Linked DNA regions of Homo sapiens: region 1 is linked to region 2. Evidence: chromatin loops called from intact Hi-C (ENCODE). Cell type or tissue: heart left ventricle. All regions are shown on one strand. Links, peaks and the distances in the headings refer to the core of each region. The heading gives the core; the rest is flanking DNA.

Region 1 (2,500 bases), core at 1-2,500, 170 kb before region 2:
CACCACCACCTCTTTAGTCTCACTGCCTGCCTCACTTGGACTGTTACAGCAGCTTCCTAACTGATCTCCCTAAATCCATTATTTCTTAGCTCTAATCTATCATTCTACCCTGCAGCCAAAGTAATCATTTTTAAAAGCTACCTCATCCTCCTTTTTTTTAGACCCCTTATTATAAACTATCATAGCACCCATACTTCTCCTTCACAATACTTATTGGTTCATTTTTCATATTTATTTGTATGATTACTTGTATCTCTATTACCTAAGACAGTGCTTGGCACACAGTATATGAGCAACAGACATTTGTGGAATAAACAAATGCCCACTATGTAACGGTGACTGGGCCACATGCCAAGGAGAACATACAGATTAAGACACAGTCCTTTTCAGATAAACTAAAGCTGTGAACTCAGGTGAGTTACCCAAGCAACAGGTGACAGAACTGAGATTCAAACTCAGACCTGTATGCTTCCAATGTCCATACTCAAACTTTATGTATCCCATGAACACAAAAGAATTCTGCAAAATATCTACATATTAGTAAAAATGAATGGAAATTTGTTTCGTGTCTTAATAAAATACAAAATCTGCAGTTGAAATTGCAAGGTAAGAATCATCCTAGCATTCTAAGCTCTTTTAAAAGGTACAACACTGTTTCCCTGTTATTTTGGGTAATTATAGCTTACATAAACATAATGGTAGCCCATTCAAATAGTATCCATTTACATTCTTTATTGCAGAAAGTATTAATATGTCTTTATCTCATATAATTCACTAAAGTCTCCTATAATTCACTATAAGTCAGATAATTCACTAAAATATGTCTATGGCTAGCCTCATAGCAACTATAACACTTCTGCTACAATTCTATTTGACAGTCCAAAATTTCAAACTCCTCTGCTTTTACTACAACTTTAATTTACAAAATATTCAACCAAATTATGCTATCTTTCAAATCAAATATTTCTTTTTTTACTTTTTTCAAGACCCTATCTCACTCTGTCGCCCAGGCTAGAGTATAGTGGTGCAATCACAGCTCATTGCAGCCTTGACCTTCCCAGGCTCAGGTGATCCACCTCAACCCCCAAGTTAGCTGGGGACTACAGGCCTGCACCACCAAGCCCAGTTAATTTTGTTTTGTTTTGTTTTTTTGGGTAGAAACAAGGTTTTGCCATGTTGCCCAGGCTGGTCTTGAACTCCTGGGCTCAAGCGACCTGCCCACCCCTGCCTCCCAAAGTGCTGGGAATACAGGTGTGAGCTACAACACCAGGCCCAATTTTCATCCTTAATCATGAAACATGTGAGGATATGAAATAAGAGCAACCACCACAAAGCTCTTCAAGTGAGTTGCTCCTTTTTCTAGCAAATCTAGAATACGGACCTAATTAATTGACCAACCTAAAGAGCAAATTCCCTACTTCAGGCAATGTAAATCACTATCAATGTGATTCTAGACTTAATCCAACTGAAAATAAAATCTCTACCACAATCTCTTTACGGGACAGCAAACTCTGGCCTTCCAAAGCATGTCCTCATGATTAATCCTCCTTCCTCTCAAAAAAGCCTCATTCTCTTCAGAAGTGCTCCTGAAAGGCAAAAACAGAGCTACCAGCAATATCTACTTTTTTCTTTTTTGTTGTTGAGACATTGTTTCACTCTAGCTGCCCAGGCTGGAGTGCAGTGGCGCAATCTCAGCTCACCGCAACCTCTGCCTCCCAGTACAAGTCATTCTCCTGCCTCAGCCTCCTGAGCAGCTGGGATTATAGGCGTGAGCCACCACACCCAGCTAATTTTGTAGTTTTAGTAGAGATAGGGTTTCACCATGTTGGTCAGACTACTGATCTCGTGATCCGCCTGCCTCGGCCTCCCAGAGTGCTGGGATTACAGTCATGGGCCACCGCACCCAGCCCTAAGACTGCATTATAAACAAGATCCCAGGTGATTCCTATGCACATTAACTCTAGAGAAGCACTCATCTAGAAATTTCCCAAATCTCCCTAATGAGAAGAATCACCTGAGATGCTTAAGTATGTAGATTATCCAGCTATTTCTTAGAAATTCTGATTCATTAAATCAGGTAATTTGAAAAATTACTCTGGGTTAGTCTCATACAGCAGGTCCTTGAAAAAACCTCATTTCATTATAATGTTGATAAGAAAAAAAAAATTGACACCCAGCTGGGGCCTCAGCCTCCCAAAGTGCTGGGGTTACAGGCATGAGAGACCGCGCCCGGCCTTTTTTCATTTTTTAATTTTCCTTTTCCTACTCTCATCTTTGCCTCCTCTTTTACCAGAAGAAACATATGTAACCAAAGCCAGGCAGGAGGCCTACACTACTTTGTGTCAGGGATCATTTTCCTATATTACTACTTTCTAAATACTTCAGTCTTCAACTTTTTCCTATTTTATGCTGACAGTAACACTCACCCCATTCTTAGCCAGGCTAAGTTTATAATTGATCTCCCACAAGTCCACTGCAGTTGCTCAAAATAGCCCCTTAT
Region 2 (10,500 bases), core at 4,349-6,848:
TCTAATGATCAGTGATATTGAGCTTTTTTTATATGCTTGTTGGCTGCATATATGTCTTCAGAAGTGTCTGCCTATTCATTTCTTTGCCCACTTTTTAATGGGGTTGTTTTTTCCTGTGAATGTGTTTAACTTCCTTATAGATGCTGGATATTAGACCTTTGTCAGATACATAGTTCGCAAAAATTTTCTTCCACTCTGTAGGTTGTCTGTTTACTCCATTGATAGTTTCTTTTGCCGTGCAGAAGCTCTTTAGTTTAATTAGATCCCATTTGTCAATTTTTCCTTTTTTGCAATTTTTTTGGCATCTTCATCATGAAATCTTTGCCTGTGCCTGTGTCCTGAAAGGTACTGCCTAGGTTGTCTTCCAGGGTTTTTATAGTTTTAGGTTTTATATTTAAGTCTTTAATCCATCTTGAGTTAATTTTTGTATATGGTTAAGGAAAAGGTCCAGTTTCAATTTTCTGTAAATGGCTACTCAGTTATCCCAGCAGCATTTATTCAATAGGGAATATTTCCCCATTGCTTGTTTTTGTCAGGTTTGTTGAAGATCAGATAGTTGTAGGTGTTCGGTCTTATTTCTGGGTTCTCTATCCTGTTCCATTGGTCTGTGGGTCTGTTCTTGTACCAGTACCATGCTGTTTTGGTTACTGTACTCCTGTAATATAATTTGAAGTTGGATAGCATGATGCCTCCAGCTTTGTTTTTTTTTTTTTTTTTTTTTTTTTGCTTAAGATTGCCTTGGCTATTCAGGCTCTTTTATGGCTCCATATGTATTTTTAAAAGTTTTTTCTAGGCCGGGCGCGGTGGCTCACGCCTGTAATCCCAGCACTTTGGGAGGCCGAGGCGGGCGGATCACGAGGTCAGGAGATCGAGACCACGGTGAAACCCCGTCTCTACTAAAAATACAAAAAATTAGCCGGGCGCAGTGGCGGGCGCCTGTGGTCCCAGCTACTCGGGAGGCTGAGGCAGGAGAATGGCGTGAACCCGGAAGGCGGAGCTTGCAGTGAGCGGAGATCGCGCCACAGCACTCCCGCCTGGGCGACAGAACGAGACTCCGTCTCAAAAAAAAAAAAAAAAAAAAAAAAAGTTTTTTCTAGTTCTGTGAAGAATGTCAATGGTAGTTTAATGGAAATAGCATTGAATCTATAAATTGCTTAGGGCAGTATGGCCATTTTAATGATATTGATTCTTCCTATCTATGAGCATATGAATGCTTTTCCATTTGTCTGTGTCATCTCTGATTTCTTTGAGCAGCAGTTTGTAGTTCTCCTTGTAGAGATCTTTCACTTCCCTAATTAGCTGTATTCCTAGTATTTTATTTTTTTATTATGTATTTATGTATTTATTTATTTTGAGACAGAGTCTCACTGTCGCCCAGGCTGGAGTGCAGTGGCGTGATCTCAGCTCACTGCAACCTCCGCCTCTTGGGTTCAAGAGATTCTCTGGCCTCAGCCTCCCGAGTGCTGGGACTATAGGTGCGTGTCACCATGTCCGGCTAATTTTTTGTATTTTTAGTAGAGACAGTGTTTCACTGTGTTAGCCAGGATGGTCTCAATCTCCTGACCTCATGATCCGCCCGCCTTGGCCTCCCAAAGTGTTGGGATTACAGGTGTGAGCCACTGCACCCGGCCGGTATTTTAGTTTTTTGTAGCAATTGTGAATGGGAGTTCATTCGAGATTTGGCTCTCGGCTTGACTGTTGTTGGTGTATAGGAATGCTAGCAATTTTTGCACATTGATTTTGTATCCTGAGACTTCACTGAAGTTGCTTATCAGCTTAAGAAGCTTTTGGACTGAGACGATACAGTTTTTTAGATATAGGATCACGTCATCTGCAAACAGGGATAGTTTGACTTCCTCTCTTCCTATTTGAATGAACTTTATTTCTTTCTCTTGCCTGATTGCTCTGGCCAGAACTTCCAATACTATGTTGAATAGGAGTAGTGAGGGAGGGCATCCTTGTCTTTGTACCATGTTTCAATCCCACCAGCAATGTATGAATTAGGGCATAATCTCTTTTTTTTTTTTTTTTTTTAAGACAGTCTCACTCTGTTGCCCAGGCTGGAGTGCAGTGGCCCGATCCCGGCTCACTGCAAGCTCTGCCTCCCGGGTTCACACCATTCTCCTGCCTCAGTCTCCAGAGTAGCTGGGACTACAGGTGCCCGCCACCATGCCCGGCTCATTTTTTTGTATTTTTAGTAGAGACGGGGTTTCACTGTGTTAGCCAGGATGGTCTCGATCTCCTGACCTCGTGATCCGCCCGCCTCGGCCTCCCAAAGTGCTGGGATTACAGGGGTGAGCCACTGCGCCCGGCCCTAGGGCATGACCTCTTTAAGCAATTATTTTTAATACCCCATTTACTAGCCTTAATAAAATAGAAAATATATAACTACCTAGAGACATAATTTTTAAAAAATAAAAATAACTCTCACTATAATAGAAAAGAGAAAGAAATGAAAATAACATAATGAAATTGTATTTTAACATGTAAATTCCCAGGCATAGCTACACTCAAAGACATAATAAAGAAGGCCAATGCTTGCCTCTATTTGAAATTAATAAGACAATTTAAGAGAAGTAAAACTAGAAGCCATTCTGTATATGAAGTATAGGTAAATAAAAAAGCAGAAGTTTTGATAGACATAAGTAAAAACTAGTGTTATTTTAAAAAGCTAGTGTTAGAATAAGTATCAGGTCAGATCTGTATACACTAAACAAAGATAAAAATAACCTTAGTTGAAGTAGTGATAATATACCAAGATAAACTATAAACTACTGAAGTAGAAAAAATAAGGAAGCATGATGTTCTAGCAAATGAACCAGGGCTTTTTATAAGTATAGCACCAAAACAATTCCCAATATGATTTTACAGAAAACATATCTCCTAACTTAAAATAAGGCATAGAAAAGCTATGTAATAGACTTCGGGGACAATTTCAGAATGAGACTAAAAAAAGTATCAGGCAAGCCAAAGATGCATAATCTCAATGTGTAATTTTCACACCAATTCCTTATCATTGGCCTATAGTCAGCCACTGAGCTATAACAAGACACTGGCATTTCATGTGCCTCCATCAATTCAATAATATTTGGTTTTAAGTCTGCTTGTTAAAAGAAGTTTCAAATCTCTTGTTATATACTTGCAATTGGTTTTACTGCTTTTATAGCATAATTATACTATTACACTAAAACCCTTTTGACTAAATATATACTTGGATGTGTTACAATATTGAGCAGACAGAGAACAATGCTAGCCCAACCCTTCATATTATTTCCTCCAAAAAACCCACACTTTTGATTTGGCCCTAACGAGTACCAGTCAAACCCAACGAGGCTCCCTCTTTCTTCAGGCTTCTCTAATACAGTCCCCAACTTACAGCAGTTCAACTTATGATTTTTTGACTTTATGATGGTTTTATCTGGGTATTAAATGCATTTTCAACTTAGGATATTTTTGGCTTATGATGGGTTTATCAGGAACACCCCAAAATAAGTGGAGAAGCATCATAATAATAATGAGACAGGAAGAAAAGATGATAAAGCAAAACTAGCTTCCAGGCAAGTAAACAAATAGTAAAATCAATTAGAACAGATTGATCTAGGAAAGAAAGAAGCCACTCAGGCAAGCAATTATGGATACAAAAGGGCAATTAAGCAAACAAAACTATTTGAAAAGAGAGGAAGAAAGAAAAATATATAAGGACAATGAATTTGTAAGAATAAAAGGATTCTAATGGGACTAGAAATAAGATCCCAGTCTAACAAAGTTTGTATTTAGATTTTTTTTGCTTTTGTAGAAATTTGCTAAGTTTTGCATATATCTCGCTATGTTGCCCAGGCTGGTCTCAAACTCCCGGCCTCAAGCAATACACCTCCCTCAGCCTCCCAAAGTGCTGGGATTACAGGTGTAAGCCACTGTGCCTTGCCTGTATTTAGATTTAAGGCATCTCTGACTCTAAGGCCAGGATTTGCTAAACACTCTTCAAGTGTTTAGCAAAAAGACAGTTCCTTTGAGGAAAAGTAACAGTGGAAAGTTGGAGAGAAGAGAGGGAGGCCCAAGTGTGAGAGAATGGAAGGGAAAGAGGATGGAGAAGGGTATAAAAGTAATACAATTAGCAAGTTGGCCATCCGCACTAGCCACTGATTAATGACCAAGGTCCTAGTCCATCTGTTTAACACTGATGTCAAGTTCCTCAAAATATAATTTATACAACTCTGGAAACCACCCCTCCTGGGAAAACTACTTTTCTGTCTTTTGTTGAACATCTGTATAATCCCAGCTATGAAACCATCAAGCCTCAATTACTTCCAATCACTGTCACTGGGCCAGGATCTATCTACTGTTACCTATTAATAGATAAACTCTTCACTTTGCCTTAGTAAATATCATTGTACTAGATTCCCCAAAGGAACTTTTTGTAAAGTGCTAAGAGGACAATCTGAGATGTGGAGTTAGAGATGTCTTAAATCTAAATATAAACTTGTTAGACTGCGACCTTATTTACAATCCCATCAGAATCCTTTTATTCTCTCAAATTCTTTGTCCTTATATATTTTTCCTTCTTCCTCTCTCCTAAGACCTTAAGTACCAAAAAGAGTCAACTTAGGCTGCTCTATAGTGACAGTATTAGTGACAGGTAAAACAGAAAGACCAATTTACAGATGTGCACGCTAGAGGACATTATAAAAAAGAGTGCCACAGCATACCTAGGTTGTTTGAAGGGCAGTAGGAATGCTGCCTGTACCCCACTTGGCTTATCAGAGCACCTGAAATGTTCTCAGTTAGAAAAATCTTGAAACTTTTGGTTAGGACTTCATATTTACCGGATTCTCCATGTTAAAATGCAAATAGCCATGGAAATGTAATAGACTAAGTCTCTGACATATCCAATTGTTTTCCATTATAATACCAAGCTGACAACAGAGCCCTGGAGGGAATAGGACAGATAAGTACTGGTGAATAAGGGGCAGAAGAAAAATATGGTTTACAAAGAATTGCCTAAGGGGTTAAGTCTGAGTGAATTCCTGCCCTGGGTAATACTGGGCATACAGAGAAGGATATGAAATCCCTAGGCCCTGGGGAAAATGGAAGAAGAGGAAACAGAGATAGAGAAAGACTGAAAAACAAGAGAAGCTCAAAAACAAATTAACTATTTCACAATCTGTTTGTAGGCTAGCTGGATGGGCAACTTCCCCAGGGCATAGTCCGAGAATAGCAGCAATCCTGAATATGCAGCAACATCAAGCAATACTGAAAATCAGGTTCTATCTTTGGCTACCAGAAAGTCTGAGAAAAACAGGAAAGTAACCTCTTAGACTGGTACTTGCTAATGGAATGTAGCACATATATCAAGATAGGAGACTTCTAAACCTTTCTGTCCCTCCACTCACATTCCTTATTCCACCCCCAAATCAGGGGGAAAACTGGTGGGGGAGGGGTATGCAGAATAAAAAGTAGGCCTGCATAGTTTGAAAAAGCCCCCCAAATGACTTGACATATATTATTCCCCTATAACAACAAGCTCCTTCCTCCACCTAAGTTTAGTTAGACCCCAGTTCCACTAAAAGGATAAGCGAACCATCATACTTTCAGTCCAAAGCAGTTATTAAAATTATGTGATTTTTATTGCCACCTAGTGGAAGAGATAGAAAACCACAAGCTAAACTGAGGATAAGTAATCTAAATATATACTTGACATACTCTGACAGCCAAAGACAGTTTCTCAAAGTATGGTAATATGTAAGATGATTGTAAGTAGCACAAGAATAAATGCTATTTAAACTAGTTGGTATTTAATGCAATGCGTATTAGAAAAAAAGCATAAACAACACTTCAAATCCATCGTTTTACAAAGCTGGGTTGAGGCTAAATTAACCCTAATTTTAAAAAGTAAATAGATTTTTGAAGAAACATTCACTTATATTATACAGGTACTATTGAAGATATTGCCAAAGTCATAAGGTAACTCTAAAATGACTACAGTTTTGGAAATAGTTGTCCTAATCTGGTTCTTCAAATGGAAGATAATTTTCCCACAGTGTAGATGAGTTTTATTTATATATGTAATGTGAAGTAATCCATATTTTAACAGAAATAACAATGTTTGAAGGTACTTACATTTTTTCTCATTAAATAGTTTGTTTTCCTAAACAAATTATTCCACAAGCAAATTAGCATTTAGTACTGCTAAGTCTCTATATTTGCCTTTCTTAAAACATGCTTACCTAGGTAGTTATGCCATGATTGTAAATAGCTGATTCCCTCTCATTTCAACAAGTTTCATTATAGAAAATATATTGCCATTTAATCTACGCAGTTAAACAAATTTACAGAGAACTGTTTGAACTCCTGCCAACTTACTGTAATGGAATGCACTTTAATGACTTACATTCTGTTGTCACAGTGGTCAATTATTTATCACAGAATTTAGAATTTTCAAGAAAACCCTGAGCATTCAAGTCAGCATTCATTAGTGCTTATATTTACTGACATTGGATTATATAAGTAAGAATCAAAAGTCTTATTTCATTATCTTTTCTGATGGCCACTATAAATGACAATGATAAATTTCTCATGTGATAAATTTCACATTTCCACCTCTAGTTTTAAGAAAGACTAAAAACTTAAGTATGTGCGAATGAAAATAGGATTATCAAGATTAGCTTAAACCAACCATCTTTCATCTCTTGGATGAAGACCCATTGTGACTCAAAAAAATAAGGATTCTGTTGACATTAAGGAATAGGTAGGGTTGCTGATTAATTGTTGGGTGTCTACCTAACAGTATCTGCCACACCATCCCGCCTAAAGCACTCAGTTTCCCTCTGAGGGGGCAACCATCTTACAGTTTCCTATTTACTACCCAAAACTTCATTTATACATATTATATTTATTTATTTTTACCCAAATGGTGGCATACTATACACACTGCTCTGTACTTCAATTTTTCACTTAACAAAATAAGTTGAAGACTTGTTCCATTTTGATATGTAATAAAGCCACCTCCTTTTTAAGAGGAAAAAATATTCCATTGTATAAATGTGCCACAACTTATTTATCCAATCCTGTAAGAAATTTTGATTGCTTTTAATCTTTACTACTATAAAAAATACTGCATTACACAACCTTGTACACATACAATTTTTGACAATGTGAATTAATGCTTAGAAGTGAAATTACTGATCCATATAAACTTTGGAATAGGCTGCTGGCATTTTAGGGGGGAAATCACATTAAATTTATGGATTAAAATTTGAAGACTATGACATCTTCAGAGTCTTCCCAATGAGAGCAGAATATGCCTCATTTAATTCTTTTTATTACATCATATTTTACTGATTCTAATATACATATTTAAACACTTCTAATTAAGGATGAATCTCATAATCTAGAACACTTTTTCATCACTGCCAGAGCCAGGCGTGGTGACTCACACCTGTAATCCCAACACTTTGGGAGGGCAAGGTGGGAGGATTGCTTGAGCCCTGGAGTTCAAGACCAGCCTGGCCAATAAAGTGAGATGCAATCTCTGCAAAAAATAAATTTGAAAAATTAGCCAGGTGCAGTGGTGTGCACCTGTAGTCCCAGCTACTTGGGAGGCTAAGATGGACAAATTGCTTGAGCCCAGGAGTTCAAGACCAGCCCCAGTAACACAGCAAGACCCCTTCTCTACAAAATAAAATTTAAAAAAAAATTAGCTGGTCACAGTGGCATGCACCTGTAGTCCCAGCTACTCAGGAGGCTGAAGTGGGAGGACTGCTTCAGCCCAGGAGATCAAGGCTGCAGCAAGCCATGATTGCACCATCACACTCCAGTGTGGGCTACAGAGTGAGACCCTGTCTCAAAAAAAAAAAAAAAAATCACTGTCAGCAAGTGACAATATGATAGTAGTTATTCCTGATGGCATGACAGGTAACTGCCATCCGTGGTCATGTCAGACAAACCATTTAAGGACCATTTGAGGAAGACAGATGGGTCATGTTCTTGTTAGAAAACCTTTTGTGACATCTTCTGGTAAGATCAGGAAAGTGCAAGCATCAAAACTTAAGTGTCAGTGACCTGGAAGAAAATCTTTTCAGGAAATGTTACAGCACCAGGGTTCTTAATGGCACTAAGGACAATTCTGTGTGTGTGTGTGTGGTGGGGGAAACAACTATTTTGATGACTCTACATCAAAAAATAATTCAGAAGAATCATATTCTAAATGTGAGGTGTCAGTAATACCTTAATCAATATACTTTGTTTCTATTTTCATTTTTATAATTGCACAAGAAATATAGGATAAAATATCACATAAGTCCAAGAGTTCTCCCTTTTCCCTTTTCCCTTCCCTTCCCTTCCCCTCCCCTCCCCTCCCCTCCGCTCCCCACCCTTCTCCTCTCCTCTCCTCTCCTTTCCTTTCCTTTCCTGACAGAGTCTTGCTCTATCACCAGGCTGGAGTGCAGTGGTACGATCTTGGCTTACTGCAACCTCTGCCTCCCAGGTTCAAGTGATTATCATGCCTCAGTCTCCCAAATAGCTGGGATTACAGGTGTGCGCCACCACGCCCAGCTAATTTTTGTACTTTTAGTAGAGACCAGGTTTTGCCATGTTGGCCAAGCTAGTCTGGAACTCTTGGCCTCAAGTGATCCACCCACCTCAGCCTCCCAAAGTGTTGGGATTACAGGCATGAGCCACCGTGCGTGGCCCAAGAGCTCTTGCAGTAAATACAAAACAAAAACTCTAAGTCCTAAGAGGTTATTGCATCAGAGTTATGGGCAGCAGTTTTTCTTAGTGTTAAATTTTTTTAATATGCAATTTATAATCAGTAGCATCTCAGATTTTATGAAATCCTCTAAATCTTATTTTATGTCAGAAGCATTTTAGTTTCTCTCATATAGATTTTACACATTCATGTTAAGACCATTTCTTTTTTTTTTTTTATTGATCATTCTTGGGTGTTTCTCACAGAGGGGGATTTGGCAGGGTCATAGGACAATAGTGGAGGGAAGGTCAGCAGATAAACAAGTGAACAAAGGTCTCTGGTTTTCCTAGGCAGAGGACCCTGCGGCCTTCTGCAGCGGTTGTGTCCCTGGGTACTTGAGATTAGGGAGTGGTGATGGCTCTTAATGAGCATGCTGCCTTCAAGCATCTGTTTAACAAAGCACATCTTGCACCGCCCTTAATCCATTTAACTCTGAGTGGACACAGCACATGTTTCAGAGAGCACAGGGTTGGGGGTAAGGTCACAGATCAACAGGATCCCAAGGCAGAAGAATTTTTCTTAGTACAGAACAAAATGAAAAGTCTCCCATGTCTACTTCTTTCTACACAGACACGGCAACCATCCGATTTCTCAATCTTTTCCCCACCTTTCCCCCCTTTCTATTCCACAAAGCTGCCATTGTCATCCTGGCCCGTTCTCAATGAGCTGTTGGGCACACCTCCCAGACGGGGTGGTGGCCGGGCAGAGGGGCTCCTCACTTCCCAGTAGGGGCGGCCGGGCAGAGGCGCCCCTCACCTCCCGGATGGGGCGGCTGGCCGGGCGGGGGGCTAACCCCCCCACCTCCCTCCCGGACGGGGCGGCTGGCCGGGCAGAGGGGCTCCTCACTTCCCAGTAGGGGCGGCTGGGCAGAGGCGCCCCTCACCTCCCGGACGGGGCAGCTGGCCGGGCGGGGGGCTGACCCCCCCACCTCCCTCCCGGACGGGGCGGCTGGCCGGGCGGGGGGCTGACCCCCCCACCTCCCTCCCGGACGGGGCGGCTGGCCGGGTGGGGGGCTGACCCCCCCACCTCCCTCCCGGACCGGGCGGCTGACCGGGCGGGGGGCTGACCCCCCCACCTCCCTCACGGACGGGGCGGCTGGCTGGGCAGAGGGGCTCCTCACTTCCCAGTAGAGACGGCCGGGCAGAGGCGCCCCTCACCTCCCGGACGGGCGGCTGGCCGGGCGGGGGGCTGATCCCCCCACCTCCCTCCCGGACTGGGCGGCTGGCCGGGCGGGGGGCTGACCCCCCCACCTCCCTCCCGGACGGGGCGGCTGGCCGGGCGGGGGGCTGACCCCCCCACCTCCCTCCCGGACGGGGCGGCTGGCCAGGCAGAGGGGCTCCTCACTTCCCAGTAGGGGCGGGCCGGGCAGAGGCGCCCCTCACCTCCTGGACGGGGCGGCTGGCCGGGCGGGGGGCTGACCCCCCCCACCTCCCTCCCAGACGGGGCGGCTGGCCGGGCGGGGGGCTGACCCCCTCACCTCCCTCCCGGACGGGGCGGCTGGCCGGGCAGAGGGGCTCCTCACTTCCCAGTAGGGGCGGCCGGGCAGAGGCGCCCCTCACCTCCCGGACGGGGCGGCTGGCCAGGCGGGGGGCTGACCCCCCCACCTCCCTCCCGGACGGGGTGGCTGCCGGGCGGAGACGCTCCTCACTTCCCAGACGGGGTGGCTGCCGGGTGGAGAGGCTCCTCACTTCTCATACGGGGCGGCTGCCGGGCGGAGGGTCTCCTCTCTTCTCAGACGGGGCGGCCGGGCAGAGACG

The links. Hi-C counts contacts between places; a loop is a spot of excess contacts. Peaks named below come from ENCODE experiments on the same cell type or tissue, not always from the same donor. Only the 100,000 strongest peaks of a DNase experiment are listed, where the experiment ranks them.
Region 1: a loop joins it to region 2, with 4 times the contacts of the local background. A loop is called at or near these places in 3 of 110 quality-filtered maps.

Annotation. Positions count from the first base shown.
Region 1 is chr5:55,516,224-55,518,723 of GRCh38, forward strand. All of the region lies in intron 1 of PLPP1 (phospholipid phosphatase 1), which reads right to left. Among named protein-coding and RNA genes, the nearest start is that of MIR5687, 8.5 kb to the left of the region's middle. In heart left ventricle, for the core only: no CTCF peak of the experiment used is centred there; no DNase peak of the experiment used is centred there.
Region 2 is chr5:55,686,366-55,696,865 of GRCh38, forward strand. The region is part of intron 3 of SLC38A9 (solute carrier family 38 member 9); the gene reads right to left. Among named protein-coding and RNA genes, the nearest start is that of SLC38A9, 21 kb to the right of the region's middle. RefSeq lists an enhancer at 8,853-9,383. In heart left ventricle, for the core only: a CTCF peak has its summit at 5,650 (motif pointing left); no DNase peak of the experiment used is centred there; H3K4me3 peaks cover 419 bases; H3K27ac peaks cover 752 bases.